4 separate regions of the Homo sapiens genome follow, and all the other regions are linked to region 3. A link is an interaction called in ENCODE POLR2A ChIA-PET data of the cell type or tissue named here. Cell type or tissue: Panc1. All regions are shown on one strand.

Region 1 (8,000 bases), 270 kb after region 3:
CCTATCAGATTGATAACATACTCTTGCCAAGGTTGTGGGAAAATTGGCACTCTCACATTGCTAGTGGGAATGAAAAATAGTACGTGCCTGCCTGGCGTGGTGGCTCATGGGCCAGGCACAGTGGCTCATGCCTGTAATCCCAGCGCTTTGGGAGGCTGAGGTGGGCGGATCACCTGAGGTCAGGAGTTCAAAACCATCCTGACCAACATGGAGAAACTCCATTTCTACTAAAAATGCAAAATTAGCCGGGCGTGATGGCACATGCCTGTAATCTCAGCTACTCGGGAGGCTGAGGCAGGAGAATTGCTTGAACCCAGGAGGCAGAGGTTGCGGTGAGCCAAGATCGTGCCATTGTATTCCAGCCTGGACAACAAGAGTGAAACTCCGTCTCAAAAAAAAAAAAGTCAAGTAAAAAAAGTAAAATAAAGAACAGTGTGAGCTGGGCGCAGTGGCTCACTTCTGTGATCTCAATAGTTCGGGAGGCTGAGGTGGGAGGATCACCTGAGGTCGGGAGTTCAAGACCAGCCTGGCCAACATGGTGAAACCCGTCTCTACTAAAAAATACAAAAATTAGCCGGGCATGGTGGCACACACCTGTAATCCCAGATACTTGAGTGGCTGAAGCAGGAGAATCGCTTGAACTTGGGAGGTGGAGGTTAGTGAGGTGAGATCGTGACACTGCGCTCCAGCCTGGGCGGCCGAGTGAGACTTGGTCTCATAAAAACAAAACAAAACAAAACAAAAAGAAGAAAACACAATGTGTATGATATGCTATAATATGCTACCTTTTGCAAAAGAAGGAAAGGGAAATGCACAGACACGCACACTTGTATATGTATGTCTTTCCCTATATTTTCAAAGAGAAATGATGGAAAGTTGAATGAAAATCCCATAAAAATGGTTACTCACAGGAGAAGGGAGGAAATGTGGAGAGGACAGGGATGGCAGCTAAAGCTCTGTGAAGATAACTTATTGTCAAGTTTTGGCTCTGGAACTGTGCAAATGTTTTACAAAATTAAAAATATTAAAGGCAGTTCCTCCCCTAGTGCTCAAATTATAGTGTCTAAATTCAATTTGGGGCCAGGCACGTGGCTCACACTTATAATCCCAGCACTTTGAGAGTCCAAGTCAGGAGGATCACTTGAATCCAGGAGTTTGAGAGCAGCCTGGGTAACATAGGGAGACCTTGTCTCTACAAACAATTTAAAAATTAGCTGGGTGTAGTGATGCACGTCTGTAGTCTCAGCTACTTGGGAGGCTGAGGCAGGAGGATCACTTGAGCCCAGGAGGTCAAGGCTGCAGTGAGCCATGATCATGCCACTGTACTCCAGCCTCAGCAACAGAGCAGGACTTTGTCTCAAAATAAATAAATAAATACAATTTGGTAATCATAGGAATTGTGGCTCTTTTAGAAATGGATGATTGTGGTTCTGGGTAGGAAATGTACCATAAACCAAGACAGCTCCCACTGGTCTAAGGTTTGACCACTTCAAATGTTAAAAATCCATGCATTCATAAGGATATTACATACACACACACACACACACACACACACACACACACGCACACACACGTTTTGGTTACCTTTAGAGAGAATGTACTAAAACTGAAAATTGAAGCATTTAAGTTGCTTTTTCTGTATTAACTACAATTTAGGGTAACCAGAGAATTAATGAGGGGATGCTTCTTTGTATAATAGCATTGTAGTTAATAAATGAAGAGAAAATAATACATTAAAAATCCCCATTTTGCAAAGCCCTGGTGAAATAATGGAACTAGACAGGTTTCCAGATTTAGCCAATAAATGGCATGGGACATATTTATACTAAAAATTAATTGTCACCTGAAATTCAAATTGAACTGGAGGTCTTGTATCTTAGTTAGCAACTCTACATCAAGGTAATGATCAACAATGGATATTAATATCATTGAGACAGATGCAGAAAAATCATTTGATAAAGTTAAACATCTATTTATGATTAAACAATTAAAAGTAGAAGGAAACTTCTTTAATACAATAATGTATACTTTCAAAAATGCTACGGTAAGCATCATACTTAATAGCAAAATATTGAAAACAGGCTGGGTGTAGTGGCTGATGCGTGTAATCCCAGCACTTTGGGAGGCTGAGGGAGGTGGATCACTGGAGCCCAGGAGTTCGAGACCAGCCTGAGCAAAAACCCCATCTTTACAGAAAAATACAAAAATCAGCTGGGCGTGGTGGCATGTGCCTGTAGTCCCTACTACTTGGGAGGCTAAGATGGAAGGATCGCTTGAGCCCAGGAGGCAAAGGTTGCAGTGAGCTTAGATTGTGCCGCTGAACTCCAGCCTGCGTGACAGAGCGAGACTCCCTCTCAAACAACAACAAAAACCAATGGAAAGTATTTTCTTTGTGATCAGAAGCAAGACTAGGATGCCCCCATCATATCTTTTATTCAATTATCTATTGGAAAGCCTAAAGAAAAGTTATAAAGATGAGAATGGAAGGAATTAAACTAATTCATAAGCAATATGATTGTATGTGTAGAGAACCCAAAAGAACCTACAAATACATTATTCAAATAATAAATCATTTTATTTATTGACTCCTGGTTTTGTGACAGGCAAGCTGGCTGACTTCCTGTTTTGATGTGGTCCAGAGAAAAAGAAGAAAAGCCCCTTACTCAAGATGTAGCTTACCTAATCTCCAGCCAATCAGCATCAAAGGCCCAAGAAGCTAGTAACCACAAGTTCCTGCTTTAGGGGCCTAGGGACTTCCCCAGGGACCTGCAAGTACAGCTAGGCTTGTTTCAACTTTTCCTTATTTTAATGCTAAAAATCATGCCCAGAGGTGATTTAAAATGCTAATGTTATATACAATGTATGAAAAAGCGTGTTGAACCACTGTGCAGGCACCAAAGAAATCCCTCCTAAACATTCAATGACAGGCACGTCACAGCAGCTAGGCCCCTATAAGACAGATCAACCTGCTCCCTTTGGGGTGCAGCCCACCCTTTTCCTTTTGCAGTGCTGACCTTTCTTGTGCACAAGCTAAAATAAACATTCTCTTTTTCTTTCTTTTTTTTTTTTTTTTTGAGATGGAGTCTTGTTTTGTCGCCCAGGCTGGAGTGCAATGGCACAATCTCAGCTCACTGCAACTTCTGCCTTCCAGGTTCAAGCAATTCTCCTGCCTCAGCCTCCCAAGTAGCTGGGATTACAGGTGTGCACCACCACACCCAGCTGTTTTTTTTCGTATTTTTAGTAGAAATGGGTTTTCACCATGTTGCCCAGGCTGGTCTTGAACTCCTGGGCTCAAGCAATCCACCTGCCTCAGCCTCCCAAAGTGCTGGGATTACAGGGGTGAGCCACCACACCCAGCAATCTCACTTGATTTCTATCCTGGAAGACTACAAGAACCAAGGATGATTGTAACATCTCCTGGTACCCCAGATGGGACCCTCATTTTAGGTCCCCACAGGAGTTAGCAAGACTTCCTGGAGGACAGAGGCAACTGACCAGGTGGTAACAAAGGTGGCCACTCTGGACCATTGCTTTGGTGTTGGTGCTTTGGAGAGTCAAGTCTGGACCCTAGGTGAGTCTGCTCTTCTTCTTCTCTCTCTCTCTCTCTCTCTCTCTCTCTCTCTCACCAGATGCCCAGTAAATGGCATGGCCAGGATTATATCTGGCCATCTCCTCTGCGTATTTCTTACCCTTTCCAAGATTTGAAACTTTCACCAGGAGTACAATGAGTGAGGACTACTAGAACATCTTGTCAAGTCAAAGGAAATGTTAGACTAAACTTAATACATTAATCACTAAACCTATCTGGATTGTTCAAGAACCGGCCAAACCAATCCTTGCCTTGACTTATGTCTGACATTGATAAGGGCCTCTTTCTTTCTTTTGTCTCTCCTTCTCTCCCTTATTTTTGGAAATTTGGGTGGGAAGTTGGGGTGATTCCAGTTAGCCCTTCTGGGAAACTTGCGTAGGCAGTTGGAGTGATTCTGGCTGGCCCTTCTGAGATTGGTCTAGGGAACTGCCCCAGACATGTGTGGGCTAGGTACCAGCCGGCAATCTGGAATTCTCTTTTGTTTCAAATACTGAAACCACTCAGTATTTTCCCTGACCGTATTCTTCTTTGTGGAGCCTGGACGTTTATAATCTGTTTTGTCAGTTGTCTGAATGGAAATGCGTTCTTGTTTCTGGTCCTTGTTGCATGGGTGAAGCCACCCTCCAGGATTCTTGGAAGGAAGCCTTACTCATTAGGCCAGATGAAATTTTTCCTCTGTCTAGTACATCATCTCGTTTCTTGTTAGAGTCCATGTAAATAAATGTGGGTGTAGAGTAAGTTCTACTTGGAGCTGATGTAAAATCTACTACTTGCTAGACTTTGTGGGTTGAAGCTGGCAAATCCAAGAGCTAAAGGCTCTCAAGCCCCCTCGTTCTGCTCTCCTCCCTCTGTCCTCTTTGGCTTGCTTAGTTCTTGCCAGGGATTTGAAGGTCTGGGATGAGTCAGACCAGGATGTGTGCTGCAATTGTGAAGACTGTCAGAGTCAGAGGCTGCATCCCTCACCAGACCTCTTGATTACAGGACACCAGCTCTACCATGGGAAACACTACAGACGTCCCAAAAGATTCCCCCCCTTGGATGCATCCTCTGTAATTGGGATCAGTTTAAATGAGATATTACAAAGAAAAAGAAGCTCGTGTTTCTCTGTGATGTTGCTTGGCCTCAGTATCCCCTGGGGTACCAAGAGAAATGACCTGAGAATGGGGTCCTTCAGTTACAACATCATTTTCCAATTGGATATATACTGTAAAAAATTCTAATAAATAGCTTGAGATTCCATACATGCAGGCCTTCAGGAAATTATATCTGGATCTCAAACTCTAGGACTCCTGCCAGGTTTATATGGTACCTCTCAAGCAACAGCTGAGAGATGAGCCAAGTCCTGTCTCAGATTTTAACCCCTAGGGCTCAATTCTCTCACTACCTTTCTAAGGGCAGGGTGGGAAGCAGGCCTCTCTGCTACTGTGGATCCTTTCTCCTTCTGTCTGGAGCCTCCTCCATACCATGCTGGGTCAGGAAGGCTTTCCCCTTCTACTCCTCAACAACCCTCAGTGCTGTCCCCAGTGTGGCTCCAACTGGGCTCCAAGTCAGCACCCTCCTTCACTTCCCCACCATACCAGGGCTGCTTTCCCCCTGGGAGGTAACGGATGGAACTAGAGGGGCAACTCAGGTACATGGACCCTTACCAATGTCAGACATAAATCAAGGCAAGGATTGGTTTGGCCGGTTCTTGAACAATCCAGATAGGTTTAGTGATGAATTTATTAAGTTTAGTCTAACCTTTCCTTTGACTTGACAAGATGTTCTTGTAGTCCTAACTCGTTGTTGTACTCCTGGTGAAAAAACTCGAATCTTGGAAAGGGTAAGAAATATGCAGAGGAGATGGCCAGATATAATCCTGGCCATGTCATTTACTGGGTATCTGGTGAGGCAGTCCCAGAGCAGAACCCGCAATGGGTTTATACGGATGACAGGGACTGGTTAAGGATCAATCACTTCCTTAATTGCATATCAGAGGGTGTCAGACAAAACCAGTAAAGTATAATAAAGTAAAATAATTGCTCAGGAAGTGGATGAAAATCCAGCTGGGTACCTTAATAGGCTCTCTGAGGCTTTTAGAAAGTATAGTAACATAGACCCAAGGACCAATGAAGGCCTAACACTTCTGGCCATGCATTTTATAACCCACGCTGTGCCAGACATTTGGGAAAACCTTCAAAAGCTGAAAGCTGACCCTTAGACCCTTCAAGCAACGTTGGTAGCAGAGGTCTTCAACATTTTTAACAACTGGGACCAGGCAGAGAAGGTGTAGAAAAATGAGAGAATAAAAAGGAAGACACACATTTTGGCTGCTATAATCATAGGCCCACCTTGAGGTGACCTTAGGTAACAGAGAAACCTGAATGCGGGGGGGTGGGGATTAAACCCCACCCAATGTCCATGGAAATGGGGTGCAACCAGTGTGCTTACTGTAAGAAGAGGCACTGGAGAAAGGACTGTCCATTCTTTTCTGGGAAGCCAGGATGGAGTAGACCTCCCCAGCCCACTCCTCTTGTTGCTGGCCTCTCAAATAAAAAGGCTACCCCCTCTGAATGAGGTGTTCTCAAATGCTTATCTGCCTCCAGTCCTGAAGAGTTCCATCACCATCACCACTGTGGAGCCTTGGGTCACCCTCAATATGGCAGGTAGGAAACTGAATTCCTTATGGATACCAGAGCCCCCTACTCTGTCCTGACCCATCCTGATGGATCTCTGTTCAGCGCCAGTTGTACAGTGACGGGAACAGATGGACAACCCAAGGTAAGACAGTTTACCTTTCCTTTGACTTGTAAAATTGGATCTAAGGCTATCACTCATTCCTTCCTATATGTCCCTGAGTGTCCCCTTCCTTTAATGGTTCATGACTTATTATCTAAGTTGGGAGCCTCAGTTTCCCTCCAGGGGAATGCCATACAAGTCTCAGTGCCTCCTGAGAAAGGAATCCATTTACTGGCCCTTTTGGTTCCCCAAGATCAGAAGCTACCCCCAGTCCTAGAAAAGATATTGATTTGAGTGGAAAAGTCTGTATGGGATACCAACATTTCAGGACAGGTCATCAATGAGGAGAATATTAAAATAAAGCTTAAGCCAGGCCTACCCTACCCACGCAAGCCAAAATACCATTTGAGGCCAGAAGCCCTACAAGGGATATGGCCCCTCCTGGAAACATTGATACAGAACAGACTAATTCAGCCCTGCAGTCCCCTTGTAATACTCCAGTCCTGCCTGTGAAGAAACCAAATGTAGAATACCAGTTTCTTCCACACTTTAGAGTAGTGAATGACTCAGTTGTTCCCACACATCCTTCAGTCCCTAATTCATACACACTCCACTCTCAAATCCCTGGGTGCACACAGTTTTACACTGTACTGGATCTAAAGGATGTTTTCTTTAATATATGCTGCATCCTGACTCCACCTACATTTTTGCCTTTGAATGGAAGGATCCAGAGACTCAGGAAGCTCCCCACTGTACTTGGACAGTGCTACCCCCGGGGTTTCCAGATAGCCTCCACCTCTCTGGGCAAAGCCCTGGAAGTCCTAATTCAGAAGCTAGGGCCTGTCCAAAGGCCAGTGACTTATTTTTTAAATCAACTGGACCCAGTAGCCCAGGTGTGGCCTGGCTGTCTTAGGGCAGTGGCAGCCACCAGCCTCCTGGTCAGGGATATCTCCAAACTCATGCTAGGCCAATCCCTTGAAGTTTATACTCCTTACCAGGTCCAGAATGTGTTGGAAATCAAAGGGAGCCACTGGCTAACTCGGGGAAGGTTAACTCAAAATCAAGCCCCACTGTTAGACACCCCAGACTTGACCTTAAAGATATATGAGTCCTTGAATGCTGCCACCCTCCTTCCCTTGCCCACCTTGGGGACACTGGAACACACCTATGTGGAAACTTTGGAGCAGATCTATTCTAGTTGGATAGATTTACGGGAGACCCCTTGAGAGAATCCAGATGAAGAATGGTTTACAGATGGGGGTTGTTTTGTAGAAAATAGAGCCTGCAGGCCAGGCATGGTGGCACGCCACCACACCCAGCTAATTTTTTGTATTTTAGCAGAGACAGGTTTCACCATGTTGCCCAGGCTGGTCTCGAAGTCCTGGGCTCGTGATGCGCCTGTCATCCCAGCTACTCAGGAGGCTGAGACAGGAGAATCGCTTGAACCTGGGAGGCGGAGGTTGCAGTGAGCCAAGATCACGCCATTGCACTCCAGCCTGGGTGACAGAGCGAGACTCCATCTAAAAAAACAAACAAACAAACAAATAAAATGGAGCCCGGAAGGCAAAACATGCTATTGTCAGCCTACGCTGGACCAGAGAGGCAAAATAACTTCCCCTAAGCACTTCAGCTCAGGAAGCAGAGCTCCAAGCCTTAGTTAAGGGCTCTTCAGCTTGAAGAAGGGAAGAGACTT
Region 2 (8,000 bases), 63 kb after region 3:
ATACTGCACCAGTGTACTCCAGCCTGGGTGACAGAGCGAGCGAGACCCTGTCTAAAAAAAAAACCAACAAAAAACCCCAACACTGTGAGTTAAGTGCCATTTACCACATTTCAAAGAATAGAACTCTAACAGCTAACATTTCAATTATTTATTATTTAAAAAAAAATTTTTTTTTTCTTTGAGACAGAGTTCTAGTCTTATTGCTCAGGCTGGAGTGCAATGGCACGATCTCGGCTCACTGCAACCTCCGCCTCCTGGGTTCAAGTGATTCTCCTGCCTCAGCCTCCCGAGTAGCTGGGATTACAGGCATGCGCCACCATGCCCAGCTTATTTTGTATTTTTAATGGAGATGGGGTTTCTCCATGTTGGTCAGGCTGGTCTTGAACATCTGACCTCAGGTGATCTGCTGTCTCGGCCTCCCAAAGTGCTGGGATTACAGGCATGAGCCACCGCACCCAGCAAAAAGTTTTATTTTTAGATACAGGGTCTTGTTCTGTCTTCCAGGCTGGAGTGCAGTGGTGCAATCATAGCTCACTGTAGTCTTCAACTCCTGGGCTCAAACGATCTTTCTACCTCAGCCTCCCAGGTAGCTGAGACTACAGGTGTGCTCCCCCCACCCACACACACCTAGCTGATTTTTAATTTAATTTGATTTTTTGTAGAGATGGGGTCTTACTATGTTGCTCAGACTGGTCTCGAACTCCTGGGCTCAAGTGATCCATCTCTGCTTCCCAACGTGCTGGGATTGCAGGTGTGAGCCACTGCCCCCAGCCCACCTAATATTTCAGTTCTGTCTAAAATCTCCAGCTCTGTACTCTGGACTGAACATTCACTGCCTCAGTTAATCCTCCATGCAATGAATGAGGCACTGTTGTCAACATCATTCTTCTGTAGGAAAAGAATTCAGGCCTGGTGAGCTCAATCTCTTTCCCAAGGCCAAACAGCCAGCAGCTATCTCACCAAGCAGCTTGACACCAGCGCGCTCACTTGTAGCCACAACACGCCATAGCTTCTGCTCTGCTATTCAGCGGAAACTCAGATCATCCTAAACTTGGCCAAAGTTGAATAAGAATTGGCTGGGGCTGCATTTGAACATCTTTTTTCCTCCCAGCTTTATTAAAGCATAACTTAAAAATAAAAATTGTATATACTTAAGATATACAAGGTGATTTCTTTCTTTCTTTTTTGAGATGGCGTCTCGCTCTGTTGCCCAGGCTGGAGTACAATGGCGTGATCTCGGCTCACTGCAACCTCCGCCTCCCAGGTTCAAGCAATTCTCCTGCCTCAGCCTCCCGAGTAGCTGGGACTACAGGTGCGCCACCATGCCTGGCCAACTTTTGTATTTTTAGTAGAGATGGAGTTTCACTATGTTGGCCAGGCTGGTCTCAAACTCCTGACCTCGTGATCCACCCGTCTCGGCCTCCCAAAGTGCTGGGATTACAGGCATGAGCCACCACGCCCAGCCTTTTTTTTTTTCTTTCTTTCTTTTTTAAATGAGACAGGATCGATCTCTGTAGCCCAGGCTGGAGTGCAGTGGTGTGATCACGACTTTACTGCAGCCTCAAACTCCCAGGCTCAAAGTGATCCTCCCGCCTCAGCCTTCCAAATAGCTGGGACTCTAGGCGTGCACCACCATATCCTGTCAATTTTTAAATTTCTTTTTTTGTGGAAATGGGGTCTCATTGTGTTGCCCAGGCTGATCTTGAACTCCTGGGCTCAAGCAATCCTCCCACCTTGGCTTCCCAAATTGCTGGGATTATAAGTGTGAGTCATTGTGCCTAACCTACAATATGATTTTTAAAATACATTGTGAAATGATGATCACAATCAAACTAATTGACACATTCATCACCCCATACAGTCACCTGTTTATGTGTGTGGTGAAAATATGTAAGGCCTACTCTGTTAGCAAATTTCCAGTATATAATACAGTATTGTTAACTACAGTCAGTCACCAAGTTTTACATGAGGTCTGCAGAACCTATTCATCCTATAGCTGCAAGTTTGTATCCTTTGACCAATATCTTCCCATGTCCCTCCTTCCCCCTGAATCCCTGTGGCCACCCTTCTCTCTATGTAAATTTGGTTTCATCAAAAGTCATTTTACATGTATTCAACAAGGGTAGGATGAGTGTCTACTATAGGGAAGATATTGTGCTCAAAATGTGGAATCTGAAGATGGAAAGCCACAGTTTCTGCCCAACAGAAGGTTTAGCATGGTGGAAAGACAGTTGAGTAAACATTTACCATCGAGCTCATGGAAGGGAGGTACTGAATTCAATAGGATCCCACACAGCCTAGAGTTTGCCTCAGAAGTCTTCACAAAGGAATTCATGCTGGAGAAAAACTGAAGAAGACCTGTCAGAAATCACCTGATTTGAAAAGAAAAAATGTTGCAGTAGAAAGGGTGGGGAGTGGGGAAAGCAAAGTCAGGCTGGGCACAGTGGCTTATGCCTGTAATCCTAGGACTTTTGGAGGCCAAGTGGGGAGGATCACTTGAGCCCAGGGTTTCAAGACTAGCCTTGGCAACATAGTGAGACCACATCTCTACAGAAAATTAAAAAAAAAAAATTAGCCAAATGTGGTAGCAGGCATTTATGGTCCCAGCTACTCAGGAGGCTGAGATGGGAGGGTCGCTTGATCCCGGGAGGTTGAGGCTACAGTGATCTATGATGGAACCATTGCACTCGGGAGCCTGGGTGACATAGTGAGACTCTGTCTCAACAAAAAAAAAACAAAAAGCAAAATCACCCTTTTAACCAGATAACCTTGCAAGCTTATTAGCCTTTGAATTTAAGGAAAAGCTTGGTAAATGATTGCAGAATCATTTATATCCCCTGATATTATTTTATAAACCATCTCTAATTTTCAAATCAACCACAGCTTTTTCATTTATGGAATTAATCTAAAGCTGTTCCAAGCCTTAAAATGAATTTAAGGCCGGGTTCAGTGACTCACACCTGTAATCTCAACACCGAGGTTGGAGGATCACTTGAGCCCTGGAGTTCAAGGTTACAGTGAGATCTGCCCAAGCTACTGCATTCCAGCCTGGGTGATACAGTGAGACCCTGCTTCTAAAAAATTAAAAAATAAAAGAATTCAAGTATAAATATCTTTAGCAGGAAAGAAAACCTAGCAAGTTTCATTAGCACTGGGAGCGTTATCTTTCTTCTCCTTGGGTGTCAGAAGCGTGAGAACAGTAAATACTATGTAATTCAAAAATACATTTGCTTCAATTTTCTTTGGCCTTCAAATCCAGCTAACATTGAGCTGATCAGAAGTTAACTTCCATTCTTAAAGTGGAAGCACATCTTTTGATCTGATGTTTTCTTCTAAAAAAGGGGTTTGGCTGGGCGGACAGTGGCTCATGCCTGTAATCCCAGCACTTTGGGAGGCTGAGGTGGAAGGATTACCTGAGGCCAAGAGTTCAAGACCAGCCTGAGAAACAGGGCAAGACCCTCTCTCCAAAAAAAAAAAAAAAAAAAAAAATTAGCTGGCCATGGTGGTGTGGGCCTGTAGCCCCAGCTACTTAGGAGACTGAGGTGGGAGGATAGCTTGAGTCCAGGAAGTTGAGGCGTCAGCCAGCTGTGATCGCGCCACTGCACTCCAGCGTGGGTGACAGACCAAAACTCTATCTCTAAAAAGGGGGGCTTAATATGCTTTTTTTTTTTTGGTTTGAGACAGAGTCTCCCTCTGTCGCCCAGGCTGGAGTGCAACAGCATGATCTTGGCTCACTGCAACCTCTGTCTCCCAGGTTCCAGTGATTCTCGTGCCTCAGCCTCCCAAGTAGCTGGGATTACAGGTTCACACCACTCTGTCTGGCTAATTTTTGTATTTTTAGTAGAGATGGAGTTTTACCATGTTGGCCAGGCTGATCTCTAACTCCTGACCTCAGGTGATCTGCCCACCTTGGCCTCCCAAAGTGCTGGGATTACAGGTGTGAGCTACTGCCCCCGTCTAATCTTCTTTTTATCCGGATGAGGGACTAGTGTATTAAAAGCATAGAAAATGGAGAATATGATTTATTTTTTAAAAATTCAAAGATTTATATATTTCTGGAATGTCAAGTTCAGGAGAGGAGATAAAACTGGGCTGTAACTGAGGATAACTTTGAGGAACATTTTATACCTCATTAAAAAGTTGAAATTTCACCCTGGTTGGCTGGTAGGTAACTATGGAAAACTTTTGGCAAGAGTCTGAAATGATCAATTTTATCTACTTATAAAGCTCCTCTCAATGGCAGCCCAGAGGACGGATTGGAGAGGACCAGGAAGATCATAAACAGTCAGTATCAGGCTGGGCCAGGTGGCTCATGCCTGTAATTCCAGCACTTTGGGGGGCTGAGGGAGGTGGATCACCTGAGGTCAGGAGTTCGAGACCAGCCTGGCCAACATGGTGAAACCCCGTCTCTACTAAAAATACAAAATTAGTCAGGCGTGGTGGTGCTTGCCTGTGGCCCCAGTTACTCGGGAGGCTGGGAGAATCGCTTGGACCCAGGAGGCAGAGGTTGCAGTGAGCCAAGATCGCACCACTGCACTCCAGCCTGGGCGACAGAGTGAGACTCTGTTTAAAAAAAAAAAAAAAAAGTATCAATTACAGAGTTACTGTCTCTGAGCTCCAAACGCACCATCCTGTGCCCTGCTTTGTGATGCTGGGACAAGCAAGCCACATTTCTGCTTTGCCAGATGGTTCTATGTTAGGCTCTGGCAAGACAGTTTGCTAGGAGACTGCAGAAGTAGGGTAATCAACTCGTCCCACTTTCCCCAGATCTTTCCCATTTTTAGCACTGAAAGTTCTGCATCCCGGAACCCCTTCCACGGGGGCTGGTCACCTCCAGGAGAAGGGACTTTTGCTTCCTGTCTGCCTGCTTTTTTCGTGAGTGTTACCCCAGCAACACTTCACTTCAGAAGCAGCATCAGCAATTCCTTCCTGTGGCAACCACGGTAAAAGTTCGTGCCCAGTTTCCTCCTCTGTCTCTTCTCCTAACTGACTTGGGCTCCCTCGTGTGGTCCCCCATGGAATCATATGCCCCTTCCTCTTGGGAACTGTGAGTAACAAACTGTCTTTTCCATAGCAATCATCTCCTCATCTGTTACCTCAAAATTTCTTTCATTTTCTTTTTTTTCTTTTCGAGACGGAGTTTTGCTCTTGTTGCCCAGGCTGGAGTGCAATGGCACGATCTTGGCTCACTACAACCTCTGCCTCCCAGGTTCAAGCAATTCTCCTGCCTCAGCTTCCTGAGTAGCTGGGATTACAGGCACCCACCACCACATCCAGCTAATTTTTGTATTTTTAGTACAGACGGGGTTTTACCATGTTGGCCAGGCTGGTCTTGAACTCCTGACCTCAGGTGATCCACCTGCCTTTGCCTCCCAAAGTGCTGGGATTATGGGCATGAGCCACTGCGCCTGGCCTCTCTTTTTTTTCCTTTAGAGACAATGTCTAGCTCTGTCACCCAGGTTGAAGTGCAGTGGTACAATCTCGGCTCACTGTGGTCTCCACTGCATGGGCTCAAGAGATCCTTCCACCTTAGCCTCCTGAGTAGCTGGGACTACAGGCATGCACCAACATGCCTGGCTAATTTTTGTATGTTTTGTAGAGATGTGGATTCACTGTGTTACCCAGACTGGTCTTGAACTCCTGGGCTCAAGCAATCCTTCTGCCTCAGCCTCCCAAAATGGTGGGATTACAGACAGGAACCACTATGCCCAGCCTCAAATTTTCTATTAGTATTACATCTTTTTTTTTTTTTTTTTTTTTGAAACTGAGTCATGCTCTGTTGCCCAGGCTGGAGTGCAGTGGCACGATCTCAGCTCACTGCAAGCTCTGCCTGCCGGGTTCACTTCATTCTCCTGCCTCAGCCTCCCGAGTAGCTGGGACTACAGGTGTGTGCTGCCACGCCCGGCTATTTTTTTTTTTTTTTGTATTTTTTAGTAGAGACAGGGTTTCACCATGTTAGCCAGGATGGTCTCGATCTCCTGACCTTGTGATCTGCCCACCTTAGCCTCCCAAAGTGCTGGGACCGCGCCTGGTCTACGTGATATTTTAAGACAGGAGGGTAAGCACTGAAAACCATTTGGCAATTAAGTATTGATTATTTGGGTGAGAGTGGTGAAGTTACTATTTTAAAAATAGCTTTCCAGCTTCTACAGTACTCCAGGGCACAGTAGGCAGGCCTTGGGAGTAGATGCAGGGCATCCGTTCTCCATATCCACGGTGGAGGGGCAGGGCCCAGTTACCACTGATTTTGCAGAAGATTAGTCGAGCTGAAGTACCAGAGGCAAGCTTGTTCAAGGGCTGTGGCTGGAGGGTTAGATGCTTGGCTGATGAAAAATTGATGCCACAAGAATTCAGGAAAATGGGACTTAGTAGTCTAAGACAGGGATTCCCAACCCCCAGGCTATGGACTGATATGGGTCCATGGCCTGTTAGGAACTGGGCTGCACGGCAGGAGTGAGCAGCAGGTGAGCCAGGGAAGCTGAGCTCCGCCTCCTGTCAGATCAGCGGTGGCATTAGATTCTCATAGGAGCGTGAACCGTACTGTGAACGGTGCAGGCAAGGGACCTAGGTTGCTCGCTCCTTATGAGAAGCTATTGATAAATGTAATGTCATTGAATCATCCCAAAACCATCCCCCCATTCCCACCTCACCCACCCTACCCATGGAAAAATTGTCATCCACAAAACTGGTCCCTGGTGCCAAAAAGGTTGGGGATCGGTGCTCTAAGATGTCAGGGTTTAAAGAATCAATTAATTTGGCTGGGTGCAGTGGCTCACACTTGTAATCCCAGCACTTTGGGAGGCCGAGGCAGGTGGATCACAAGGTCAGGAGTTCGAGACTACTGCGGCCAACCTGGCGAAACCCCGTCTCTACTAAAAATACAAAAATTAGCCAGGCCTGGTGGCAGGCGCCTGTAATCCCAGCTACTCTGGAGGCTGAGGCAGAAGAATCACTTGAACCTGGGAGGCAGAGGTTGTTGTGGGCCTGAAGAGGGTTTTCTTTCTAAATGGTAAGGCAAAACTTTATGTGGAGAAGACTCTAGATGTTTCTAGATGTTTGCCCTTCACTTCCTGCCGGAGACGTGGATGTGCAACCTGGAGATGCAGGAGTTATTTTGCAACGAGGAGGAAGAAAGACACAGGGTTGGATGATGAAGCAGGAGCAGAGGAGCACATCTTATTTTTATTTTTATTTTATTTTTTATTTTTGTTGTTAAAAAAGACAGAGTCTCACTCTATCACCCAGGCTGGAATGCAGTGGCATGGTTATAGCTGAGTTCAGCATCGAACTCCTGGGCTCAAGTGATCCTCCCACCTTGGCCTCCCAAAGTGCTGGGATTATAGGAGTGAGCCGCTGCGCTGGGCCTGGGAGCCTATTTTATCAGCCTATGGTTGTAAAATAAAACATATATACAGAAAATGACACCAAATTGTTGGGTGTGGAGGTATGTGCCTATAGTCTCAGCTACTTGGGAGGCTGAGGTGGGAAGATCACTTGAGCAGAGGCAGTTGAGGTTGCAGTGAGCTATGACAGTGCCACTGCACTCCAGCCTGTGGAACAGAGTGAGATCCTGTCTCCAGAAAAAGAAAGAAAAAAGGAAGGAAGGAAGCCAGCTACACCAAACGAAAGTCTACCTTAATGAGATAAGACAACAGCCTTTTAACTTCCACTTGCTTCAAGAACAGAACATTGCTGGGCACCCCAGGAACCCCGCCGTGTTCCCCATTGCAGTCCTCTCCCTGCTCCCCTGGGTAGCCACTGTGCTGTCTTTTTTTTTTTTTTGACGGAATCTTGCTCTGTCACCTAGGCTGGGTGACAGTGGCGTGATCTCGGCTCACTGCAACCTCTGCCTCCCGGATTCAAGCAATTCTTTTGCCTCAGCCTCCTGAGTTGCTGGGACTACAGGTACGTGCCACCAGGCCTGGCTAATTTTTGTATTTTTAGTAGAGCGGGGTTTCACCATGTTGGCCAGGTTGGTCTTGAACTCCTGACCTCGTGAT
Region 3 (8,000 bases):
GTGTGGTGGTGCACGCCTGTAGGCCCAGCTACTCAGGAGGCTGAAGTAGGATAATTGCTTGAACCCAGGAGGCGGAGGTTGCTGTGAGGTGAGATCGCGCTACTGCACTCCAAAAAAACAAACAACAACAACAAAAAAAAACAAAACAAATCACTTTGGGGAGCCAAGGTGACCTCGTCTCTAATTTAGAAAAGTAAATAAAAATAATATAAACTAGTCCATCTTGAATAGTTACCGTCAACATGCATGAATTCAGTGCCTTATCAGAACTGCCTGGTGAAGCAGGGAGTAGTATCTGTTTTACGGGGGGCGGGGGGTAGCTGAGGCAGAGAGCTTAAGTGAATGTCCTATGTCACACAGTGAGCAGATGATGGGGTTTGAACTCGAACCTAGGTCTTGAACCCAGGACCCTCAAGCCCGTGCTCTCTACGACTTCCAGACACAAGTCAATGGCCCCATTTTACACACCAGGAAACTGAGGTCCGGAACTTGGGGCCTTTCCAGGGCAGGGAGTAAAGAGCCCGGATCCAAGACTCCTTCACCTCCCCCCGCATCCCCCATCTGCAGCCCGCCTTCCTCTGCCTCCTGAGCGCGGACTCCTTCTCACGGGCGGAGCTGCTGCGCGCCGAGCGTCGCATCCTGAGCCGCCTGGATTTCCGGCTGCACCACCCCGGCCCGCTGCTGTGCCTCGGGCTGCTGGCCGCGCTGGCAGGGAGCAGCCCCCAGGTGAGCCCTTGTGAATACGCGGGGTGGGGGCGTGGCCGGCGCGAAGTGGGGCGTGGCCTGACAGTCGCCCCGCCTCACTTGCAGGTGATGTTACTTGCCACCTACTTCCTGGAGCTGTCTTTGCTGGAGGCCGAGGCGGCGGGATGGGAGCCGGGTCGTCGTGCGGCTGCGGCTCTGAGCCTGGCGCACCGCTTGCTCGACGGGGCGGGCTCCAGGCTCCAGCCAGAACTTTACAGGTGTAGTCTTGGCGGAGGAAGTGTATGGGGTCACCGCAGCTTCAGGGACTTACCTTCCTGGTCATTTTTACGGTCTCGGAGAATGAGAGACAATTATTGAGGAGGAGGTGGCACCTAGACTTGATTTTTCTGGGTGTGGGAGAGAATGGGGTGGGAGGACCCCATTAGTCCAGATCTGGGGTCTCTTAACCTTGCCCCAGAGTGGAAGATAGTCTCCCAGGCCCAGAAGATGCTCCTATTGCCTTCCAGGGCTGAGAACGAAGGATCACCCAGGCCTCGAGTCCTCCATCTCTGTATCTGGTGGTGGATGGGGTGTTCCTTTAGCTGCTAGGGCCGCTAACCATGCTACCAGGTGGCAGGGCGAACCATGGTTTCCCTCAGCCTGTGCACCCAGCATAGAGAGGATGGCTGCCCATCCTCAGCTCCCCTCCTTGCTTCCTCGAGTGTTCTGACTCCGCACTAGCCGCGCCCTGTAGGAAGAATAGGGTGTCCACCTCTCCCCGGTGCTCGCCTAGTCACTCCAGTTGAAGACGGGACGCGTGCCCGATCTCAAGAGAGCCCCCGACCCGTCCGTGGGGAACCACATCGACGCTTCTTCTCAGCCTCCAGTCTCCAGTTCCAAGGATGGGTCATCTCCAACCACTTGCCCTGCCTCAGTTTCTCCATCTCCCTGCTGCAGCCCCGAGGAACTGGGCACCCTCGAGCCGTGCATGGCCCGCGCTGCGCTCCGAGGTCCCGCGCCGGGTCGCGCCGCAGTCTTCCTCAAGTATGCGCGGCCCCAGCGCCAGGGGACCAGCCTTGCCGCCGCCTGCCTGCTCCGCCGCCTCCAGTCTGAGCCTCCCTGAGTACTGGGACTCAGTCACAAAAAAATCAACAACAAAAAACAAAACCCTCCCAGTGTGTGTCCGTCTCTCATCTCAATAAAAGAATTTATTTTATTCTGAGCGCTCTCTGCCCTCATTGGTCGAATTCCGGTCCCCTCTCGCTTTTGATTGGTCGCTTTCTAGGCCTCGCATCCCTCTGATTGGATGTGCTCACCACTTCCTTTAATGGTTGCTGGGAGATAAAATGCAAATTCTGAACTCCTCCACCAGGGGGCAATGGCGGGCTTCCCCAAGAGTCATTCAGCGGGATAAAACTGGGATCCCTTAAGGACTGGCAAAAAATCACAAGAGATGGGGACTGTGGGGGAGTTGAGAATGCCCATCCCGGTCAGAAGAAATGCTACCTCGATGTTGCCGGATTTTCAGATCTTATTCAAGTAAACCTGAGATTCTGCAATTCCATATCTGCGTTTAGATGTCAACTAATTCAGTCTTTCTGTTTTTGTTGTTGTTTTAGACGGAGTTTCGTTCTTGTTGCCCAGGCTGCTGGAGTGCAATGGCGCGGTCTCGGCTCACTGCAAACTCCGCCTCCCGGGTTCAAATGATTCTCTTGCCTCAGCTTCCCAAATAGCTGGGATTACAGGCTCCTGCCACCACGCCCGGCTAATTTTTGTATTTTTAGTAGAGACATGTTTCACCATGTTGGCCAGGCTGGTCTCGAACTCCTAACCTCAGGTGATCCTCCCGCCTCGGCCTCCCAAAGTGCTGGGATTACAGGCTTGAGCCACCGTACCCGGCCTAATTCAATATTTCTTAATGGTTGTACAAGCCCAACACATCACATATACTGGGCTATGAAGATAGGTTCTCCCAAGCCTGGAAGATGCTCTGCGAAGGTCATCAGTTTGTAGTAGTAAGTCCTGGATAGTAAGAGTTTTATCAATGGGGTCTGATATACTTAACCTGGGAAGTGCCCAGGTGTCAGTGGGGATAATTATGGTACCAACCTCCTGACACTGTGGTGAGGATGTGAGTTAAAATATACGTAAAGCAGCCAGGTGCGATGGCTCAAGTCTATAATCCCAGCACTCTGGGAGACCGAGGCGGGCGGATCACGAGGTCAGGAGTTTGGGACCGGCCTGGTCAACATAGTGAAACCCCGTCTCTACTAAAAATGCAACAAATTAGCTGGGTGTGGTGGCGGGCTTCTATAATCCGAGCTACTCAGGAGGCTGATGCAAGAAAATCGCTTGAACCCGGAAGGTGGATGTTGCCGTGAGCCGAGGTCACGTCATTGCACTCCAGCCCCGGCGACAGTGCAAGACTCCATCTCAAAATAAATAATAAAAAATAAATAAAAGGGAAAGCTCTTTATGACAATGTCTGACACCTAGGAGGTGTTGTAAAAGTGTTAGCATTGCATCCCAGCAGGACTGTGATTTTAGGTACAGTTGTCCTGTGCTACTGTGCCTGGGTACCTAGGCATTTACTTCGTCAGAAAACATGGTTATGAATCAACGGATCTCCTTTTTTTTTTATTTTTTTTTTTGAGACAGGGTCTCACTCTGTCATCATTCAGGTTGGAGTGCAGTGGTGTGATCTCAGCTCACTGCAACTTCCACCTCTTGGGTTCAAGCAATCCTCCCGCCTCAGCCTTCCAAGTGGTGCACGCCACCACCCCTGGCTAATTTTTTGTATTTTTGGTAGAGACAAGGTTTTGCCATGTTGCCCAGGCTGGTCTCGAACTCCTGAATTCAGGTGATCCACTTGCCCCGGCCTTCCAAAGTCCTGGGATTACAGGTGTGAGTCACTGCGCCCAGCCAGATCTCTGTGTTTTTCATTACAAAACAGACACACCGGAGGTAGGGAAAGGTGTGTGCACTGCTCAAGAACTCAAATTCATGAGTTTTACACTCCTAACTGAGCCTGGGTTTGGAGATGCAGAGAGGAAAATGTTTGCACCCCTGAGGTGTTCAAGGCTGGACCCCAGGGATAAGGGAGAAACTCACTCAGCAAAAGCGTTTTACAGCAAAGTACAATAAGAGATAGAGGCAGATGCTCTGGTTGAGATGGAAGGTGCTGAGTTCTGGTTTCTGTCTGTCACATGTGACCTGCCATGGGACCTCCAGCTAGAGGATGTGCTGTGGGGGTGGAGTTGGGGAGAGTGGGGAGGCCTGGGGCTGAGACCCAAGCTAGAGTCTCAGAGGAGGGGGAGGAGTAGTAATGCATAATGCCATTCACTCACACACTCATTCATTCAACAACTATATATGGATGCTGACTCAGAGCCAGGCACTCATGATCACATGACTCAGAGTCTAATGGACGATAAGAAACACCAGTTGTTAATTGCCCATTAATGTATGAAGCCCTGTGCTAAGTGCCTTACCTGCATAAGATAATTCAGTCTCTGCAACCGCTCTGAGGTTAACTTGCCTTCTATCCTCATGTCGCACAGACGAAGCCGAAGGAGGAGGATCGAGGAACTTGGCCCAGGTCCCACAGCTAAGGAGGCGGCAAAGGAGGACTGAAGGGCAGTTGACTCATTCATCCTCGATTTTTTTCTTGAAAGCCTCCTGCATGCTTCCTTTCCTGGGGACTTGTTTGCCCTCTCACTTGTTTTCCCCCATAGACAGCCGAGCTGGATGAGGGCAAGAAGGAGATCTCTCTTGTTTTTAGAGTTATTCCCTCCTCCAGGAAGACTTTATCACCACCTCAGCCCAGGGCAGGTACCTCCCACATCCCAGCCCCGACCCCTCTGCCTGTGCCTCTTCCACCTCGGCCCCGACCCCTCTGCCTGTGCTTCCCAGGCTAGCCTGCTCAGGGCTGTCACTGTCTGGTCACTGGTCTGTCTTCCCACTGAACTGGGGCCCAGTGAGAGTAGGGTCTGAAGCTCACGCAGTGTCTGCTATGTCCCAGCATCATCCAGCACAGAGCTGGGCACAGAAAGGATGTCAGTGAATATTTGTTTCATAAATTAACAGATGAATCCCAAAGGTGGTATTATTTTTAATTCCTTTCCTTTCCTTTTTTCTCTTTCCTCTTTCCCCTTTCCCCTTTCCTTTCCTTTCCTTTCCTTTCCTTTCCTTTCCTTTCCTTTCCTTTCCTTTCCTTTCCTTTCCTTTTTTGAGACGGCATCTCCCTCTGTCACCCAGGCTGGAGTGCAGTGGCACAATCTCGGCTCACTGCAACCTCTGCCTCCCAGGTTCAAGTGATTCTCCTGCCTCAGTCTCCCGAGTAGCTGGGACTACAGGTGCACGCCACCACACCAGGCTAATTTTTGTGTATATATACAAAAATTTTGTATATATTGTATATTAGTAGAGACGGAGTTTTGCCATATTGGCCAGGCTGGTCTCAAACTTCTGACCTCAAGCGATCCATCCACCTCGACCTCCCAAAGTGCTGGGATTACAGGCGTGAGCCACCTCGACTGGCCCTAAAGGTGATATTATTGTGCCATGTTACTGATGAGGATACAGAGTTCCAGGTAGTTTAAGCGAGCTGTCTAAGTCATACCACTAGTGAGAAAGTAAGCAGGGATTTGAATTTGGGAAGCTTGGGTCCAAATCCTGTGTTCTCATTCGATATGCCAAATGGCCAGTGGGCTGAGAGCCAGCTTTCCGTGAGGCTGATGTCTTCCTGCTCTTTCCCCCAGGCTCGTCCTTTCCTTCTAGAAATCTTCGGGAGCTTTGGGCACCGGGGAGGAGAGCAGGCAGGAGGTTGGGGAGGGTAAGGGGAATGGGAACAATTCGGGGGGCGGGCTGGAGAACTAGGACTTGGTTAATTTGAGAGTGAGCATGGGGGAAGTCTCGAGGGGTTTCCCTAGACCCATAGGGGGCAGCCGGAGTCGGCTGCCGGAGGTGAGGGGGCGGAGAAAGGGTGGGGACCAGCCCCGCGGGGGGCGATGCGGTAGCTGCAGCGGCGGCGGCAGGAGTTTCCCACAATGCAGCGCGGCGCGCTGTCCCCGGTGCTGATGCTCAGCGCTGCCCCGGAGCCTCCGCCGCGCCCGCCTCCCGCCCTCTCCCCACCGGGCTCGGGCCCAGGCTCGGGCTCCCGCCATGGCTCGGCTCGTCCCGGTCCTACCCCAGAGCCGTCGGGGAGCCTGGGCGCGGCGCTCGACAGCAGCCTGCGTGCCGCCGTGGCGTTCAAGGCAGAGGGCCAGCGCTGCTATCGAGAGAAGAAGTTCCGGGAGGCCATCGGCAAGTACCACCGAGCGCTGCTGCAGCTGAAGGCGGCGCAGGGGGCCCGCCCTAGCGGCCTGCCCGCCCCCGCCCCCGGGCCCACCAGCAGCCCCGGGCCGGCGCGCCTCAGCGAGGAGCAGCGGCGCCTGGTGGAGAGCACGGAGGTGGAGTGTTACGACTCCCTCACGGGTACGCCGTCGGGGGGTGGGGGGATGGGGCACGAGGGGAGGGGGCAATCGGGAGAGCTTGGCGACTTGGGGGCCAGGGGCCCTGGGGCTGAAGGGTCCAGGGCTGTGGGCTTCTGGGGGAGCCTTCAGAGCTTGATCAAGGAAAGGGATTAGGGGTAGGGGATGACAGGGGTCTGTGGCTGGAGGGAGCTGGGATGCAGGAAATGGTCTTTGGGTCGGGTATTCAGGGCCTCGCTTCCCCTGAGTCATTCTTTCCACCCCCTGGCCGCACGTGGACCCAAGGTGAGGAAGTCTGCCCTGAGCCAGGCTCTCGAGGTCCCGGCCCTCGCCCCCGCGCGGGGCCTTAGTGCTCTTGCCCACCGACAGCTCTGGGTGGATCGCCCAGTGGCGCCTGTCCGTGTTTTGGCGCCCCCTAGCAGCGGCGCAGTTGCGCCTGTTTCGATAGGCGAGCGGATTGGCGCCCCTGGTTGCCGGAGCAATCCCTTAGGCCTGGTTCCCTGCCGCCTGGAGCCTCGGCTCCTCGCAGTCAGGTGGGTTCTGGGGGTGCCAGCAGGCTCTGAGAGTGCCGGCCGCGGGGCCCTCGCAGCTTGCCTGCTGCAGTCGGAGCTGGTAAACTACGAGCGCGTGCGCGAGTACTGTCTCAAGGTACTGGAGAAGCAGCAGGGCAACTTCAAGGCCACCTACCGTGCCGGCATTGCCTTCTACCACCTGGGCGACTACGCACGCGCGCTGCGCTACCTGCAGGAGGCCCGCAGCCGGGAACCCACAGGTGAGTGGCGGGGCGGGGCAGAGGTGAGGGCTGGGCCCAGGGCGGGGAAAGGGGCTGCAGCGGAGGGAACAGGCAGGAAGATCAGGGCAGAATAGCAGAGCCCTCCTCCCGCGGAGCTGCTTCTAGGTAGGGCTGCGCCACCCACCTACTCCCTACACGCCCACTCATCCATTCATCCACCCCGCCCTTCACCCGCCATTCAAACATCCGTCCACCTATCGCTCCTCTGACATCTCCCCGGCCATTTCTCATCTACCGTCATTGCCACATCTGATATCTCCTATTCACCTGCTCAGTCACTTCCCTATCCACCCACTGTCATCTCCATTACCCCGTCCCACCCCTGCCTACCGCACACACTCATTCCTCCACTCACCCATTCACGCACACCTATTCATTCACTTCCTGCACCATCCACTCATCCACTCGGGTGGACGATGCCAGGAAATTGGGGTGTGTGTGTGTGTGCGTGCATGTGTGCACTTACACACATGAGTGCAGGAGGGCAGACACAACACTCAGTTTTGTATTAAGAGCCAATGAAGAAGGAAGAGGGATTACAACAGGTGCAGGGTTGTGGGAGCCGAGACGAGATTAGTTTTCCTGTTAAGTGGCTCGGAGAGAACAGACTTCTTGCAGATGTCGCTGGAGGATGAGAAGTGTGACGGGAGCCTCTGCGAAGAGGCATTCCTGGCAGAGGGTGCCGCAAATACAGGCGCACAGAGGTGTGCGATGGCTCCGCTGTGACTGGGGACTGCCGACTGTGACTGGGGCTTTGGGGAAGGGCTCTGGCTCTACTGGCTGTGTGAGCGAGCTGCTGGATACTTCGGAGAATGGGGTGTGAGCCAGGGAGGTGTGGAAGTCACCTGCTGCCCCGGGACACCCAGATGATGCCCTGCCCACCTCCCCTGCAGACACCAATGTGCTCCGCTACATCCAGCTGACTCAGCTGAAGATGAATCGTTGCAGCCTCCAGCGGGAAGACAGTGGGGCTGGGTCCCAGACTCGGGATGTAATTGGCTGAGGCCAATCCAGGGGGACCTCTCTATCCCTCGCCCTCCCACCTCACCATG
Region 4 (8,000 bases), 85 kb before region 3:
AAAAAAAAAAAAGAGAGAGAGAAATAAAGTGGCTGCTGATTATGTAGCTGAACCTACTAGCCATTATCACTGGAGGAGAAATCAGAATTTTCTTCAAACAAACCTGATCATTTTCAATATCCACTTTTATTTATTTGTTTATTTGAAACGTGGTCTCACTGTGCTGCCTAGGCTGGAGTGCAGTGGCATGATCACAGCTTACTGCAGCCTTGACCTCCTGGGCTCAGGTAATCCTCTTGCTTCAACCTCCCAAGTAGCTGGGACTATAGGCACATGCCCGGCTAATTTTTTAATTTTTTGTAGAGACAGGGTCTGGCCATGTTGCCCAGGCTAGTCTCAAACTCTTGGGCCCAAGCGATCTGCCTGCTTTGGCCTCCCAAAGTGCTGGGATTACAGGCTTGAGCCACTGTGCTTTTGTTGTGTATTCTTATAAAATGTTCTATTCTGGGCGTGGTGGCTCACGCCTGTAATCCCAACACTTTGGGAGGCTGAGGCGGGCGGATCACTTGAGGTGAGGAGTTTGAGACCAGCCTGGCCAACATGGCGAAAACTTGTCTTTACTAAAAACACAAAAATTTGTCAGGTGTAGTGGCATACGCCTGTAATCCCAGCTATTTGGGAGGCTGAGGCATGAGAATTGCTTGAACCTGGGAGGTGGAGGTTGCAGTGAGCCAAGATTGCGCCACTGCACTGCAGCCTGGGTGACAGAGCAAGACTCTGTCTCAAAAAAAAAAAAAAAAGTTGACTTTCTGGCTGGGCGTGGTGGCTCACACCTGTAATCCCAGCGCTTTGGGAGGCTGAGGCGGGCAGATCACCAGGTCAGGAGAGCGAGACCATCCTGGCTAACATGGTGAAACCCCATCTCTACTAAAAATACAGAAAATTAGCCGGGTGTGGTGACACGCGCCTGTAATCCCAGCTACTCTGGAGGCTGAGGCAGGACAATTGCTTGAACCTGGGAGGCAGAGGTTGCTGTGAGCCGAGATTGTGTCACTGCACTCCAGCCTGGCGACAGAGTGAGACTTCGTTTCTAAATAAATAAATAAATAAATAAAGTTGCCTTTCCTCCCTCCAGACATTTTACAGAGTACTTGGTCCTGAATTATCAGTAGAGCATATCCTGGCCATCCTTAAACCTTCTTGATTGTGTGTTATTATGAAGAGCTTGATCCTACAGCTGTGTGATCCACAAGTTACTCAACCTCTCTTCAGTTTCCTCTTCACTAAGATGAGAGTAATAATTAGCCGGGCGTGGTGGCGGGTGACTGTAATCCCAGCTACTTGGGAGGCTGAGGCAGGAGAATTGCTTGAACCCGGGAGGTGGAGTTGCAGTGAGCCAAAATTGCATCACTGCACTCCAGCCTGGGTGATAGAGCAAGACACTGTCTCAAAAAAAAAAAGCCACAAAACCAAAAAAACCAAGATGAGAGTAATAATAGCACCTATCCCATGGAATGGTTTTGGGGATTAAATGAGTCGATTAGTGTGAAAGGCTTAAAACAGTACCTGGCATACAGTGTTGATACCTAATTTTATCTCTGAAATTTCCTGTAATCCCAGTACTGTGGGAGACAGAGGCAGGTGGATTGCTTGAGCTCAGGAGTTCAATACCAGCCTGGGCAACAAGGCAAAACCCTGTCTCTACAAAAAATACAAAAATTAGCCAGGTATGGCGGCTACTAGGGAGGCTAAGGCAAGAGGATCCCTTGAGCCCAGGAGGCAGAGGTTGCAGTGAGCCGAGCTCATGCCACTGCATTCCAGTCTGGGTGACAGAACGAGACCCTGTCTCCAAACAACAAACAAACACACCTGCTCGGGTATGGTGGCTCATGCCTGTAATCCCAGCACTTTGGGAGGCAGAGGTGGGTGGATCACTTCAAAACAAGAGTTCGAGACCAGTCTGGCCAACATGGTGAAACACAGAGTCTACTTAAATACAAAAGTTAGCTGGGCATGGTGGCATGCGCCTGTAATCCCAGCTACTCAGGAGGCTGAGGCACAAGAATCACTTGAACCGGGGAGGCAGAGGTTGCAGTGAGCCAGGATTGCACCACTGCGCTGTAGCCTGTGACAGAGCAGGACTTCGTCTCAAAAAAAAAAAAAAAAAAAAAAAAAAGGGCCGGGCGCGGTGGCTCACGCCTGTAATCCCAACACTTTGGGAGGCCCAGGCGGGCGGATCACGAGGTCAGGAGATCAAGACCATCCTGGCTAACATGGTGAAACCCCGTCTCTACTAAAAATACAAAAAATTAGCCGGGCTAGGTGGCGGGCGCCTGTAGTCCCAGCTACTCAGGAGGCTGAGGCAGGAGAATGGCGTGAACCCCGGGGGGCGGAGCCTGCAGTGAGCCGAGATCGCACCACTGCACTCCAGCCTGGGCAACAGCAAGACTCTGTCTCAAAAAAAAAAAAAAAAATTTTAATGACATTCTTACAGGCTATAAAATAACTTTTTTGGTAATGCTTTATTTTAGTATAATTGTAAACTTTTAGAAAAGTAACAAGAAGCCTGATGCAGTGGCTCACACCTGTAATCCCAGCACTTTGGGAGGCTGAGGCTGGCAGATCACCTGAGGTCAGGAGTTCAAGACCAGCCTGACCAACATGGTGAAATCCCGTCTCTATTAAAAATACAAAAATCAGCTGGGCGTGATGGTGGGTGCCTGTAGTCCCAGCTACTCAGGAGGCTGAGGCAGGAGAATCGCCTGAACCCGGGAGGCGGAGGTTGCAGTAAGCCGAGATCTCGCCACTGCGCTCCAGCCTGGGCAGCAGAGTGAGACTTGGTCTCAGAAAAAAAAAAAAAGTAACAAGAGTACAAAGGATTTCTGTATACTCTTTACCCAGATTTGCCAATTGTTTACAATTTGTTCCATTTGTCTTACTGTTCCCTCTTCTCCCCTCCATAAGGATACATGCATCATCTATATCTATTGTGTTATGAGCCATTTGAGAATTAGGTTGGAGAACATCATGTGTCTTTCTTTACCTCAGGACACTTGTGTGTAGTTCCTAAGATCAAGAACATTCTCTTTCCTTTTTTTTTTTTTTTTTTTTTTTGAGACAGAGTTTTGCTCTTGTCGTCCAGGCTGGAGTGCAATGGTGCGATCTTGGCTCACTGCAACCTCCTTCATCTGGGTTCAAGCGATTCTCCTGCCTCAGCTTCCCCAGTAGCTGGGATTACAGGCGCCCACCACCACGTCCGGCTAATTTTTGTATTCTTTAGTAGAGATGGGGTTTCACCATGGTGGGCTGGCTGGTCTTTGAACTCCTGACCTCAGGTGATCCACCTGCCTCAGCCTCCCAAAGTGCTGGGATTCCAGGCGTGGGTCACCATGTCTGGCCGAACATTCTCTTTCATAAGCACAGTACAACTATCAAAACAAGAAATTTAACATGGACATGATACTTTTATCTAATGCAAAATTCATGTTCCAATTTCATCAATTGTCCCAATAACGTTCCTTATTGCTGTTTTTTCTCCTGGCTTGGAATCCAATTCAGGATCACATGTTACATTTATTTATTTATCTTTTCCGAGACACCCTGGTGACTTAACATGTTGCATTTAGGTGTCGTGTAAGAGCTTCCTTTTAGACAGTGAATGTTCAAATATAATGGTCCCGCAAATTGCTCTAGGAAGACTTGATGCCTGCAAGACATAGCTGGGTTTCTGCAGGGATGACCAGCTCATGTGGCGCCATCTTGTGGCAAGTGAATAGAGTTTATAAATCCACTGGGCAGCTGTGAAATTTTTCTCTTCTTGAAAAAGATCAGGTGGTGTTTATATTATTTCAGTTTTTCTTAGTAATGTGGGAGGCTGTGTTGTAAGGATTTTTCTATTTCAAATCTACCTTTTTTTTTTTTTTGAGACAGAGTCTGACTGTGTCGCCCAGGCTGGAGTACAGTGGCACGATCTTAGCTCACTGAAACCTCTGCCTCCCAGGTTCAAGCGATTCTCCTCCCTCAGCCTCCTGATTAGCTGGGATTACAGGTGCCCACCACAACGCCTGGCTAATTTTTGTATTTTTGGTAGAAATGGGATTTCGCTATGTTGGCCAGGCTGGTGTCGAACTCCTGATCTCAGGTGATCCGCTCTCCTTTGCCTCCCAAAGTGCTGGGATTACAGGCATGAGCCACCGCGCCTGGCCTAATTTTTTGTATTTTTAGTAGCAGGCTGGTCTCAAACTCCTGGCCTCAAGTGATCCGCCCACCTCAGCTTTCCAAAGTGCTGGGATGACAGGCATGAGCCACCGTGCCTGGCCAACTCGGTAAACAGACAAGTTCAGACCTGGAATAAAAATCAGCCTAGTACAGAGCTTTAACCTTCCTAATCAAAACTGCATTTGGTAAACAAATATTTTTTGATCCCCAAGTCCCAACTATGTGCCTGGTGTAGGGGAGCAAAAAATGGCTTCCCTGTACCCTTCTAGGTTCTTTGACTGGGCTACATATTAAATTGACATAAGGCAGATTAACAGTAGAAAAAAACTCATTTTAATTAAGTAAGTATGCACAGGAGCCCCACAATATATGAGATTCAAAGAAGGGCCAGATGATTGAAGCTTATATAGCATCCTGAGCTACAGAAAAAAGAGGGGCTTGCGGCTTCTAGGAGGTGGTGGTGACCTAAATTATGGGAGGGTGCAGGGAGGAAGTGTATGGTGAATAAAAGTTGTCTTGTTATGCAGATTATAAGTCTCTTAGTTAAGAAAAGTTGTCCCAGAAGAATAGATCTGGGCGTGGTGCCAACCTCCAGTCTCATCTCCTGTGATCTGAGCTCATCTTTCCTGATTGAGAAGATTCCTGGGGAGGGGATTCGTGACACTGAAGTTCCTTTTGGAGGATCCGTGTTTAGGTAGATAAGGGAAGGTCAAAGAAAGTCCTCCCTGCCCTTGCTGTTCCCCAGGTTCCCTCCATTTGAAGTAATCAGTCTATCAAAGGGATGTATTTTGGGATGGCATTTCTCGAACTTCTTCATTTCTCCTATCTGAAACTTCTCTAGAAGTTCCACATGCTAAAAGTTGATTTGGTGGTGGATGACAGAAAAATCAGATTAGTGTTTGAATAGTATGAGACCTGGGACTAGGTCAGTCCAATTAATCAGTTCTGTCTCATTCCAGGAGGTGGTGTGGCAGGTGGGCTGCCATCACAGTCAGGCCTCTGTATGGCACAAGCAAACAGGTATTTAATAAGAGGAAACAAAAGAATAAGGTTAATGTTTGCAGCAATCTGTAAACTAGTTTCTGAGCCTGGAGGGCAGCCAATTGACATGATTTCTAGATGCTGGATCAAAGCATTTTCAGTTGGAGTAGGGGCAGGCAGTGATAATTTGACACAGATTTTCCTGGTTGCAATTTGCATTAGGGGTTCCAGTGAACTTTTTTTTTTTTTTTTTTTTTTTTTTTCAGACAAAGTCTCGTTCTGTCGCCCAGGCTGAAGTGCAGTGATGCGATCTCGGCTCATTGCAACCTCTGTCTGCCAGGTTCAAGCGATTCTCCTGCCTCAGCCTCCTGAGTAGCTGGGACTACAGGCGCATGCCACCACGCCCGGCTAATTTTTTGTATTTTTAGTAGAGACGGGGTTTTACCGTGTTAGCCAGGATGGTCTCGATGACCTTGTGATCCACCTGCCTCGGCCTCCCAAAGTGCTGGGATTACAGGCATGAGCCACTGTGCCGGCCTTTTTTTTTTTGAGAGTCTCGCTCTGTTGCCCAGGCTGGAGTCAGTGGTATGATCTCCGCTCACTGCAAGCTCCGCCTCCTGGGTTCACGCCATTCTCCTGCCTCAGCCTCCCAAGTAGCTGGGACTACAGGTGCCCACCACCATGCCCAACTAATTTTTTGTATTTTTAGTAGAGATGGGGTTTCACCGTGTTAGCCAGGATGGTCTCGATCTTCTGACCTCGTGATCCCCCCACCTCGGCCTCCCAAAGTGCTGGGATTACAGGTGTGAGCTACTGCGCCTGGCCTGTTTTTTTTTTTTAGATGGAGTTTTGTTCTTGTTGCCCAGGCTGGAGTGCAATGGCACAATCTTGGCTCACTGCAGCCTCCGCCTCCCAGGTTCAAGCGATTCTCCTGCCTCAGACTCCCAAGTAGCTGGGATTACAGGCACCCGCCACCCCGCCCGGCTAATTTTTGTATGGGGTTTCACCACGTTGCCCAGGCTGGCCTTGAACTCCTGACCTCAGGTGGTCTTCCCACCCCGGCCTTCCAAAATGCTGGGATTATAGGTGTGATCCCAGTGAACTTTCTGATTAGTTTGTATATTGGTAGGCATGAAGGTGGTGTATACCTAAGTGTTTGTGGTGATTTATCTGAAGTCTCTATCAAGTCTTCTAGTTTTAGCTTGCAGGGCTTCAGGAAAGGAAGTCTTACTTTCAGTAACTCCAAGTCAGAAGGGAGAAAGACTGGAAATGTTAGTTTGGAGAGTCATAGCCAGACATTTGAGGAAACTGGAAGAATTCAGGATCCACTCAAGTTTCCAGGTAAATAACAAACCCTCCACAACAATGAACTAGAATCTAATAATGGATACACTATAGTTTTCTTCTGAAACATGATTTTTCTTTGTACAGTCACCCCCATTTCTGCCAGACACAATCACAATGAGATCAATTTGTTGCCAGGAGTGGTGGCTCATGCCTGTAATCCCAGCACTTTGGGAGTCGAGGCAGAAGCAGATTGCTTTAGTCTAGGAGACCAGCCTGGGCAACATGGCAAAACCCCATCTCTATAAAAAATACAAAAAAATCAGACGTGGTGGCACACGAAATACAAAAAAATTAGACATGTTCGTGCATGCCTGTAGTCCCAACTACTCAGGAGGCTGACCTCAGAAGGATCATCTGAGCCTGGGGGGTGGAGGCTGCAGTGAGCCGTGATCCTACCACTGTACTCCAGCCTGGGTAATAGAGCAAGACCCTGTTTCAAGGAAAAAAATATCAATTTGTTGCAAAATAAGGTTGGTCTCTTATTAAACTTGGCCTGATTATTTATGTAAGAGCAGTAAGAATAATGATTGATTGTAAAGATTCTTTTTTTTGCTTTTTGGAGATGGAGTCTTGTTCTGTCGCCTAGGCTGGAGTGCAGTGGCACGTTCTTGGCTCACTGCAACCTCTGCCTCCCGGGTTCAAGCGATTCTCCTGCCTTAGCCTCCTGAGTAGCTGGGATTACAGGTGCCCACCACCATGCCCGGCTAATGTTTTGTATTTTTAGTAGAGATGGGGTTTCTCCATGTTGACCAGGCTGTTTTCCAACTCCTGACCTCAAGTGATCCACCTGCCTCGGCCTTCCAAAGTGCTCGGATTACAGGCATGAGCCACTGTGCCTGGCCCAGATTGGACCTTTTTTTTTAAGATTTTTTTCCTAGACAGAGTCTTGCTCTGTCACCCAGGCTGGAGTGCAGTGGAGTGATCTTGGCTCACTGCAACCTCCACCTCCCAGGTTGGAGTGATTCTCCTGCCTCAGCCTCCCAAGTAGCTGGGACTGCAGGCGTGGGCCACCATGCCCAGCAAATTTTTGTATTTTCAGTAGAGATGGGTTTCTCTATGTTGGCCAGGCAAAGCTTCTCAGGCCAGGCGCGGTGGCTCGCACCTGCAATCCCAGCACTTTGGGAGGCTGAGGCAGGTGGATCACGAGGTCAGGAGTTTGAGACCAGCCTGACCAACATGGCGAAACCTCGTCTCTACCAAAAATACAAAAATTAGCTGGGCATGGTGGTGGGTTCCTGTAATCCCAGCTACTCGGGAGGCTGAGGCAGGAAGAATCTCTTGAACCTGGGAGGCGGAGGTTGCAGTGAGCCAAGATCATGCCACTGCACTCCAGCCTGGGCGACAGAGCGAGACTCTGTCTCAAGAATAAATAAATAAATAAATAAATAAATAAATAAATAAATAAAAGCCTCTCAAGGTTATGAAGCCAGGGACTTGCCATCAAACTATGCCTATGGCACTATAATACTGTAGGTATTAAAAAAAAATTATAATCTGTCAGCTCAGTCCCATGT

What was found. ChIA-PET counts read pairs that join two places held together with the same protein. Peaks named below come from ENCODE experiments on the same cell type or tissue, not always from the same donor. Only the 100,000 strongest peaks of a DNase experiment are listed, where the experiment ranks them.
Region 1: POLR2A ChIA-PET joins it to region 3 with 10 read pairs; 2 of 35 experiments call an interaction of 5 or more read pairs at or near these places.
Region 2: POLR2A ChIA-PET joins it to region 3 with 16 read pairs; 7 of 35 experiments call an interaction of 5 or more read pairs at or near these places.
Region 4: POLR2A ChIA-PET joins it to region 3 with 28 read pairs; 4 of 35 experiments call an interaction of 5 or more read pairs at or near these places.

What each region holds. Positions count from the first base shown.
Region 1 is chr19:39,948,359-39,956,358 of GRCh38, reverse strand. No RefSeq gene overlaps it. Among named protein-coding and RNA genes, the nearest start is that of FCGBP, 18 kb to the right of the region's middle. In Panc1, no CTCF peak of the experiment used is centred here; a DNase peak (open chromatin) is centred at 4,465.
Region 2 is chr19:40,152,850-40,160,849 of GRCh38, reverse strand. No RefSeq gene overlaps it. Among named protein-coding and RNA genes, the nearest start is that of MAP3K10, 35 kb to the left of the region's middle. In Panc1, no CTCF peak of the experiment used is centred here; a DNase peak (open chromatin) is centred at 4,969; H3K4me3 peaks cover 356 bases.
Region 3 is chr19:40,216,114-40,224,113 of GRCh38, reverse strand. TTC9B (tetratricopeptide repeat domain 9B) reads left to right here and starts at 5,730. Exons shown (of 3, transcript NM_152479.6): 1 at 5,730-6,159; 2 at 6,745-6,927; 3 at 7,842-8,000. The coding sequence starts at 5,733. The coding sequence ends at 7,951. It overlaps CCNP (cyclin P), which reads left to right. Exons shown (of 5, transcript NM_024877.4): 4 at 568-726; 5 at 811-1,906. The coding sequence ends at 1,062. RefSeq lists enhancers at 1-295, 3,494-4,693, 6,272-6,862. In Panc1, no CTCF peak of the experiment used is centred here; DNase peaks (open chromatin) are centred at 2,073, 4,083, 5,313, 6,493 and 1 weaker place; H3K4me3 peaks cover 2,499 bases; H3K27ac peaks cover 276 bases; H3K27me3 peaks cover 2,343 bases.
Region 4 is chr19:40,301,206-40,309,205 of GRCh38, reverse strand. It overlaps a transcript of C19orf47 not described here. Among named protein-coding and RNA genes, the nearest start is that of AKT2, 20 kb to the right of the region's middle. In Panc1, no CTCF peak of the experiment used is centred here; a DNase peak (open chromatin) is centred at 3,675; H3K27me3 peaks cover 862 bases.